2 separate regions of the Homo sapiens genome follow, and region 2 is linked to region 1. A link is an interaction called in ENCODE POLR2A ChIA-PET data of the cell type or tissue named here. Cell type or tissue: B cell. All regions are shown on one strand. Region 1 overlaps DAAM1 (dishevelled associated activator of morphogenesis 1). Region 2 overlaps DAAM1 (dishevelled associated activator of morphogenesis 1).

Evidence for each region. Peaks named below come from ENCODE experiments on the same cell type or tissue, not always from the same donor. Only the 100,000 strongest peaks of a DNase experiment are listed, where the experiment ranks them.
Region 2: POLR2A ChIA-PET joins it to region 1 with 5 read pairs; 2 of 35 experiments call an interaction of 5 or more read pairs at or near these places.

What each region holds. Positions count from the first base shown.
Region 1 is chr14:59,354,226-59,359,225 of GRCh38, reverse strand. DAAM1 (dishevelled associated activator of morphogenesis 1) reads right to left here. Exons shown (of 25, transcript NM_001270520.2): 20 at 3,893-4,061. Among named protein-coding and RNA genes, the nearest start is that of GPR135, 110 kb to the left of the region's middle. In B cell, no CTCF peak of the experiment used is centred here; DNase peaks (open chromatin) are centred at 2,315 and 2,675; H3K4me3 peaks cover 671 bases; H3K27ac peaks cover 592 bases.
Region 2 is chr14:59,210,799-59,215,798 of GRCh38, reverse strand. The region is part of intron 1 of DAAM1 (dishevelled associated activator of morphogenesis 1); the gene reads right to left. Among named protein-coding and RNA genes, the nearest start is that of DAAM1, 25 kb to the right of the region's middle. In B cell, no CTCF peak of the experiment used is centred here; no DNase peak of the experiment used is centred here.

The sequences.
Region 1 (5,000 bases):
GGATTCTCAAGAGACAGGAATAATGGGAGAGCCTCCATGGGGATTGCATAGATATATGTCAAAAAGCACACAATTTCTAAAAAGAGGATAAGAATTACATTTGTGGCCCATAATGAGCATCTTTCAAAATCTGGGTAATGTGATGGGTGATCTAAGTGAATCTGAACCACTGCCAGTGGAGACAAGCTCAAGTTTACCTTCCCAGTGGATCCACCCTAAAATGGGGTGTGCCCTGCAGGTTTATAACTAGTAGGCTTGGGTGGAGTGGAGTGGGGTGGGGTGGAGAGTGAGGGATGTTTATTCCACCGAAAAGGGCAGCTATTCTTAAGTCTAAAGTACAGAGCAGCAACTCACTGATGACAATTATTGATACTTTTTTTTTTTTTTTTGAGATGGGGTCTGTTGCCCAGGCTGGAGTGCAGTGGTGCAATCTCAGCTCACTGCAACCTCCGCCTCCTGGGTTCAAGTGATTATCCTGCCTCAGCCTCCCGAGTAGCTGGGATTACAGGCGCCAGCCACCATGCCCGGCTAATTTTCATGTTTTCAGTAGAGACAGGGTTTCACCATGTTGGTCAGGATGGTCCCCAACTCCTGACCTCAGGTGATCCACCCGCCTCGGCCTCCCAAAGTGCTGGGATTATAGGTGTGAGCCACCGTGTCTGGCCTACTGATAGTTTTTAATAAGGTTTCACCCAAAGGGTGGTCAGAAAGTTAGAAAGCCCCCTTTCTCTGGGCTGAACCTGGAAGTGGGCCATAACTGCCACCATGTGATATCCTAGCAGCCCTGAATCCACTTCCTAATTTAGCAACACTTCAGCTCCTAACTGCATAACTCTTAGTAGTTAAAACAGTTGGTTGTGCCAGCTCCCTCTCTGGTGGTGACAGGGCTGAACTCTGACTGACCTGGATGGAAAAGGCCAGCAAGTAGGATAACAGTATCTATTAGGCAACACTGTGTTGGTCTGATCCCATTGTCACTGACTGCTACGCATTACAATCACCTGGACTCCAGATGCCTGGGCTAACCCCAGAGATTCATTTAATTGGAATGAGGTGGAGTCAGGCATGGGCATTCTTTAAAACTCCCTGTTGATTTTATCAAGCAACCAGGATCAAGAACTACTTATCTGTTGAAGTTAGAATTAGGAGGGTAAAAATACATTCCTTTAAAAAACATTTCCATAATTTAGGCAGTTTGCTAATTCACAATGCTAAACCCCAGTATTCCAACTCACCTCTAACCAAAATGAATCAGAGTTTTCAAACAATTTTCTTTACCCTTGCATTTCATAGAAACAATGCAATCCTTAAATCCTTATTTTTCTCACAGTCTCTCAATAGTTAGAAAACAATTGCCCACCAAAGCAAAACAGTGGCCAACAATTTTGGCCACTTATTTTTCATATGTTCAGCTGCATCCTTCCATTTCATTTTTTTTTTTCTCTTTTGAGATGGAGTCTCGCTCTGTCACCCAGGCTGGAGTACAGTGGTGCGATCTGGGCTCACTGCAACCTCTGCCTTCTGGGTTCAAGCGATTCTCCTGCTCCAGCCTCCTGAGTAGCTGGGACTACAAGCGCATGACACCACGCCTGGATAACTTTTTCTATTTGTAGTAGAGACGAGGTTTCACCACGTTAGCCAGGATGGTCTCCATCTCCTGACCTCATGATCTTCCGGCCTCGGCCTCCCAAAGTGCTGGGATTACAGGTGTGAGCCACTGCACCCAGCCTCCATTTCAATTTTGCTCTTCACAGAACCTACCTGTCATCTGCCCATGTGATTCTTACCTAAGGGGTACAAGGAGTGAGCAAAATGCCAGCCACCATCACAAGAAAGAGTGAGGCTATTTTTTTCATTTTTTAAAAGAAATGCTTTGCTATTGAGAGACTTCTTACCTAAGGGGTACAAGGAGTGAGCAAAATGCCAGCCGCCATCACAAGGAAGAGTGAGCCTATTTTTTTCACTTTTTAAAAGAAATGCTTTGCTATTGACAGACATTTCAATTAATTGCATTAACCATACACATCTTTCTTGCTATAGAAAGGTTTAAAACCATGCCTGAGCTTCATTTGTTTGCGATCCAAATAATACCTCATTTGACTAAATGCAAATTCTTAAAAGAAGGAACAGCAACAGCCACACATTTGATTCTTCCCTGCTCATTACCAGTAACTGAGCCTTCAATGCTGAGTGAATGCACCCTTCCTGCTGACTGTCCCACCACCTACACTATCTGATTAGATTCAACTGAACAACGTTCATGGGTGACTGCTTACAGGCAAAGCACTTTGCTAGGCATGCAGGTGTATAAGGTGTGGGCGCTGCATTTGGGGACCAAATATTAAAGGCAGAAAAAAAAGAGGAAACAGAAAGATCAGAAATAGTTGCAGATTGTTCTTTTGAAAAGGCTTGTACTTTATGTAAATTCTGTAGTAACCTCAGTAAATAAGCAGATAATCACGTAAGTGCCAGGTTATTGGTAAGTATTGGGGATGGGTGATTGCTTTTGTGTGTGTACAGTTGAAGAGAATGCCCTTCCTTAAAAAGGCTCTTTAGACACAAATAAGATCTTCCATTCCCTACTTCAACCTCCAAATAAGATCCTTCTGCTGCTAATAGAGCTGTGGATGGACCAACAACACAGGTGTCAAATACCTGTAAGGCCGAATACCTTGCTTGTTGTAACCATAGGCAAGCTGAATGAGCCACCTGACCCTGAGTCAGTTTCTTACCTGACAACAGGTGACAACAGTATTTGGCTTGTGTACTTCACAGGCTAGTGGGACAATCAAATGTGAAAGTGCTCTGAAAAGGATCAAGTGTTTACATTAAAAATAAGGTGGCAGGGCTATAACAACAGCTGCTCTTCATTAATCTATCTCTACACGATGCAAAAACAACAAATTAACACATTGCTTATTTCTTCTTGGATGGATTTAAGGTTGCCAGAATACTATGCTTCACGAACCCTATAGAAAATATAGGGTAAAAGCCCCTATTAGTTAGAAATAATTAGGGTGAACAGCCCATATTTCTAAAAAGAATTTGGGTATGAAGAAGCTTACCTTAGAAACAATTGTGCAAGTTCCTTTGAAGTCAGTGTGAACCTCAGAGAAACAGAGCTCTCAAGGAAACTCAAGTTAATATGCCTAATGACCCTACCCTGTTAATGACACAAGAACGTTTTCACATCTTGGTGTCTTTAATGAGAATCTGTTCACCTAAAATGCAGCATTGAACACTTTCTAGGAAGCATTTTAATGAGACCTGCAATGAGCAACTAAGTATCAATAGCCAAAATGCATTTATACATAAGTTTTTAATATAGTTGCTACCTCCACTGTATAAATAAAAACACAACCTAAAAACCCCAAAAGCTTCATATTCTAACACCAACTATCGGTTTTTTTCTTTTCTGTGGAACACAGTTTTCTGTAGAGGGGTCATGGGGAGATGTCGAGTGCTGGTAACATTCTGTCCTTGATCTGGGCGCTGGTTATGCAGGTGTGTTTAATTTGTGAAAAATTATCAAGCCCAGCATTTGTGATGACTGACCTCTTCTTAGTATATTATAATAAAAAGTTTACAAAAAATAATTTTTTAAAAAGGCAGGACAAAACAAAAACAACAGCAAAACTTAGAACAGATGATGTCCCAGTGGACCAAAAATGGATGAAGGATAATTGGTCCAACAGGAATGTGGGAGATGCCTGCGGTCATGAGAGAGGTTTAGAGAAGAGTCAATGTCAGAGAAGGGAAGAAAGTAGTGAGAAAGAGAAGTTCCAACTGAAGAATGCAGTGTCATGAAGGCTGAGGAGGACCAGAGAGGCATAAATCTGAGCCTGGACCTACACACCTGGCTCCCCCAAGTGTTGGAAGATCTCATACTTACTTGTCGATGCTGGATTTTGTGTCAGCAATTTTGTTTAGGCTAGATATCTTGAATCCATATGCATTCCCTCTTTGACCTTTATTCATATAATTTCCAAATGCCAAAACCACCTCCAGCAACTGCTTGAGGGCACCACTCCTAAACACCTCTTCTGAGCCAGAACGAATTGCTTCAAAACAAAACACATAAAAACATGATTACCAAGTGTTTCGTTGTTTGAAATCAAGATGTTTCAGTGATACCCATTCTAAATTCACACACTTAATAACAGATATTGAAGATGTAAGACTGAGTTATTGGGTTACCAAGAGCACTTTCAAAACGCTTACACCAGAAGCAAAGAACAAGGACAGGGAGAGCCAACTCAAGTTGTTACCAACACCCATAGACAGCTGCAAAATCCTATCCTTTCTCAGGCCTTTCTTGGCTGACTCATCAGTCATAAGCACTGAGGAATATCTAGAATAGCAATCCCATCTCCAAGATTTCTTTACAAACACTTACTTGTCTGGTGTGAGTCAGGTTAACAGGAGTATTGATCAATTCCACTGACAGAAAACTAGTTAAATGTGTTACATGTCATAGCTTGCAGGTGTCATAACAGGGATCAGAGCTTAGGCAGATGCCTGATTCCAGCCTGCGTTCCGTGGCTGTGCTCTTCAGTTGCCTTGCCCACATTTCAAACATTTACAAATTTTAAAAATCAAACCATACAACAGCCTCAAATCTTCCCTTTAAAAAAGCTACTAAGGCTCTGTTGTGAGGAAGCTAATTACAGGTTTAATGCTAGTAGCAGTGAGATTAACTCCTCACCAACACCCTCGTAGTCAAAAGCCCAACCCTGTAGAGGAGCCCAGGAGGCGTGCTGTGAGCTCCGAGACTAGGGCAGTGCATCAAGCACTGACCTTAAGTAATCACCCCTCAGAATTTTAAAAGAAAGACCTTGAGCCAAAAAATAAAATAAAAAATCACCAGGCCAGGCGCAGTGGCTCACGCCTGTAATCCCAGCACTTTGGGAGGCCAAGGTGGGCAGATCACGAGGTCAGGAGATTGAGACCATCCTGGCTAACGTGGTGAAACCCCGTCTCTACTAAAAGTACAAAAAATT
Region 2 (5,000 bases), 140 kb after region 1:
CAATTTATGTAACAAAAATGACATTCCTTGGTGTTTCCTTCCTTATCTACCTCAACCCCCACCCTAGCCTACTCCCCGCGGCTGTCACACAGGGCAAAGGAGCTGGGATTTTGCCTTTGGCTGGTGTACTGGGACATTTCCAGAGCCACCGGACTTGCCTGCTTACTACTGTGGTGGATTATGAAAGGCCTTGTTATCCTGAGCTCCGACAGGGCAAATGCAAACACTTCGGCCTGGTGCAGGCCTTTAACAAGCCTGCAGCGGCTGCCGCCTGCAGAAAGCATGGTCGGTGGCAAGCTTGCCAACAGCCCAAGCCAGCTGACCAGCATCCAGCCACCACTTCTTTTCCAAACACTGACTGAACAAGCCTTGATTCAGCTCTTATGTTACACTCTGGTGAAGAACAGTGCAGAAGCACCAAGAGAATCATTTGAAAGGAACTATTCTGGGCATACACCAAGCACATGTTCCCATGGAATTGTTAATAACTCAGGGGTCCTTTATATTTGTTTGAACCTTCCATGTCTAGCTGTGGAAAAGACATATTTCTTTTTTCTCTCCAGGGACAATAAAGGCAGGAAAGTAAAACTCCTGGTAATGTCATATCCAGTCAAACAGGAAGGTTTGTAGGCTCAGGGCTGAAAGGTTTCCACAGCTACACTGAGCCAATATGAAAATAATTTATTTCACTTTCATCTGTTTCATTTCCTCCAAAATTATCATTCAGGTCCCTGACTCCCTCATCTATGAAGACAAGAGGAAACATTTTATAAACACAACAGAATACAGTGTTTAAAAAACACATGAGATATGGAGAAACCTGAACTTTCACTCATTGCTGGTGGAAATATAAAATAGTGCAGTCACTTTAGAAAACCATTTGGCATTTCCTCAAATTGTTAAACACCAAGTCTCTATATGACCCAGCAACTCCATACTTAGGTATTTACTCAAGAGAAGTGAAAACGCATGTTCGCACAAATACTTAAACACAAATGTTGACGGCAGCATTATTCATGATAGCTGAAGAGTAGAAACAACCCAAATGTCCATGAATAAAAAAAAATGTGGTATATCTATAAAACAGAATATTATTTTGCAATAAAAAAGAATGAAGTACCAATACATGCCATGACATGGATGAACCTTTGGAAAACATTAAACTAGATGAGAGACGTCAATCAAAAAAGACCACATATTACATGACTTCATTTATATTAAATGTCCAGAACTGGTTGATCCATACAGACAGAAAGCAGATTAGTAGTTGTCTGGGTCAGGGTTGAGGTCGATCTGTCAAACTACATGGGAAGAAACGAAGTTGAAACTATTGCCTAAAGTGAGACATCTGGCTTTTCCACAGTTAACAGAAAAGTATCTCTTCAAATAGGATGACCTTCCTGAGGAGAGCAAGGAAGAAAGAAGCACGTCAGGGGTCTGTGGTAGCAGCCAGGCCTGCCTTGCACCTGCCAACTTGGAAGAATCTAAATGCAAAACATTTAACATCCCTCATAGTGATCCACATGAACTTAAACCAACGTATACAAGAAAGACAAAGAGGTTTCTCATGCCAGGCACAGAACTTAGGTCTACACAGCACCCTTTGCAAACTGTCACCAGACACCTGCTCCAGTTATCTTGAATCAGCTACAGCCCCAATCTTCCAAAGTAAACTGAAGCAAAGATCCTCGGAATCACAGTGAACTTCAAAGGGAAATTTAGCTTTGTGCTAACGCCTCAGATGAAAAAAGGCAGGCCAAATCAAACCAGGTACGTTAAGTGTGATATCTGCCTGATATCTTGGTAGCAAGTTGATTTAATAATGGAAATAGGTGACCACTGCTGAGAAACAAGCTCTGAGGTTGCCCTTTGATAGATGGTGAAATCCAGGAAAGATGGCAGATTCTGCTTGCCCAATGCTTAAAATCAGGACAAGGCAAAGTATGTCACAAACACAACAGGGAAGGGGTCCAGCTCTGGGAGAAAAATAAACTGTCTTCCGACTGCAGCATCAGCTCTTCTGTGTTTTAAAATAAAATTTATAAAAGTAAGCTTCACCTTCCCTCCACCCACCGTAAATAGTGAGAGAAGGCCACACATAGGCAAGACAAGCATTTACATATACGTATACCCTGCAACCCTTTATTTAAGGGCTGAAACAGATTTGAGTCCCCTGGTATTACAATGTAAACAATTTTTCTTTCCATATAAGTATGTGCTGCACTCACAGCTGGTGGTGGTGTCAGTTTACATCCTCCTTTAGTTTTAGGAATAGCAGTGGGTAGAGGGATAGTGGCCTGCAAGTCAGACAATCAGAGTCCTCAACCTGGCTTCAACATTAACTAACAGGATAACCCCAAAATACTCTGGGCATTGCATTTAATCATGTGTGAAACAAGGTGGGATTATCAGTGGTTTTCTCTTTCCTTTTTTTTTTTTTTTTTTTTTTGGTAAGCTGTGAAATCATTTATACAAATGAAATCTCATGGAGAATCTCAATATATATAAGAGCTTAAAGCAGACAGGCTGCTTAAAGCTGGAAGGGATACGGGGGAAGGGAGGGGTCTCCCTTGAGGCATCTTCTGGAATCCTGGGACTCCACGGCACATAATATGAAAACCACTGACAAGTTCCCCTGAATACAAAAAGTCAATTCCACTTTTAGTAAAATACGTCTTTAGAACTTTAACTGAAACCACAGAAGACAAAATGGAAAGACTAACGATTTCTAATCCCTACTCCTGGGGAGGGGGTGGTGTGTGGAATGGGGGGCAGGGGCAGAAGTATTACAAGGGGTCCTTCATTCATAAGCATGTGAATGTCTGATACATATACACATGCCTATTTTTCCAATGAATTTATATGCTGCGATTGATAAAAGTAAAATTCATTTAAAGTGTTAAAGAAATTCAAGGTCATGTGAGAATCTGATTCTTTTTTATTAAAAAGGAACATTCTAAAAGATTGGGAGCCACTGCGACAGAGAAATAAACAATATTCCATCTGAAATAAATGATGTAAATTGATCTCTTAAAAATACTAACAATGGCCTTTAAAAAAAAATTTAAAGATTCTACTACCTACACTGACAAACTAGTTAGATCCCTTGTTTACTAGCTGTGGCTATTAGAATGCTGCTTGGGCAGGATTATGAGGCATGTCCAAGCTGGGTAGGAAAGAATGTCACCTTTGATAAGCATTGTCTAGCATGGCAGTGGAAGGAATAGGAAGTGGGGGAAGAACATGTCTCCTGTATTGGTACTCCAAGCTACGCCAGACAATCATCTTTATCAGGCAATCATCTAAGATATGACAATTAGCAGAGACCTGTGTTCTAACTTGACTCGGACATTATGCTAAAACACTGGAGAGTTTTCAACAGCATAAGCCATAATATGTGCTTCAAAACTTTGACTTAATTACTTATATTTGTTCACCTTGTGACAACTGATAGTATAAGAAATTCTCATTTAATACTATTTAAAAAAACAAACAAACAAGTCTGACTTCAAAAAAGTTTATAACTCCCGACCAGATGACTATACTAAATGAATTATGGCATTATTATGATCACATACTTTGTCATATATTTTTAAGCCTAAATAGTAGAAACATGAGAACCTCAGTAAATGCAAGCCAATAGCAGCTACCAGTCATGGTAAAAATTAATGATGTTTTATCTTAGAAACTATGTATCAAAGTTTTATCCATTTAGAATCAGCCCCATTAAAAAATGAAACCTACATAAAGAAAGTTACAAAATGTGAATCTAGCAATCACATATTTCACTTAAAATAAGAATTAAGGAGGAATGGCTAAATCAGAAAATAAAAGGAGTGTTTTATATTTCTTAAAATTTATCTTTCAGAAGTTCATAAAATAATATGGAACTCATCATTAATGAGAAAAATATGTTTGAATATTTTTAGTCCACAACTTTACTAGTCATAGCAGGGGAGAGGCTGTTTAAAATCATTATTCTGTGTTATATTAAAGATTGTTCACAAGATTTTTTTCAGTGCAAATTCAAGAAATATAGAAAATTAAGATAAAACATCTCATAATCCATTTTACACTGGAGGTGTTATTTATTCATAGAATGTGAGTGAAGTGTCTGATTATTTTACTCAGAAAGGCAACTGACACTCTTGGAAATTCTGTTCCTTCGGTCAATTGTGTAGAGTCCAATCATCTGGCATTTGAATGATGCAAGAAATTAACAAATCAACTGGGGAGAAATATTCATTTTTGCAAGCTAGGAAGACAATGAGTTGATGTTTTGGGAGAAGACAAATGTGACTTCCTCCTCTGCAGCAGCAGCCTTCCTCCAGAGAATCCTCTTGTAACAACTATTACACCACTGGGTCAAACGTGTCCCCCAAACAAATGCACAGGGACCTACCCACCAACACCTGCCCTAGAAGAGAGTGCCACAGGATGTATGTGCATGCATGTGTTTTCTTAAATACAGATGGAGCACTTTAAAATAGAGTCCCAGAAAATAAAATCTGAACAGAACCATAATACTCAGTATGTCTTCTCTAAAGTGTGCTGGGAAACACTTCATTATATTCTGTTACTGGGATTATTACAATCATCTAAAATTTTAAACATGAAGCTCTCTGTGCTTGGAAGAAGATTTATTTCTCTGTTTAAATTACCTAAAGCAAACCTAAAGTGCTTTACCAAACCTAAAGCATTTAAAAGAAAAACCATTTCTCCTACAATATTGGTTTATGATATATTGACAAAAAGGCAATTGGACCGTAAGTACAGCATTTTGTAAAATTTAGGTGCTGTACAGGCAATGCTGCAAATATTTTAGACAAGCATTTGGATCTGTTTTACAACACCATGTATAAACAAAATATACTGGGCATAACATTTCTTTTATCACATAAATCATTATAATATAAACTTCTCCCTCTCTCCTCATAATATTTGGATTATTTCATTGTTCTACCTCCTTATTTTCCAAACAAGTTTAGTCCAGTGGAAAA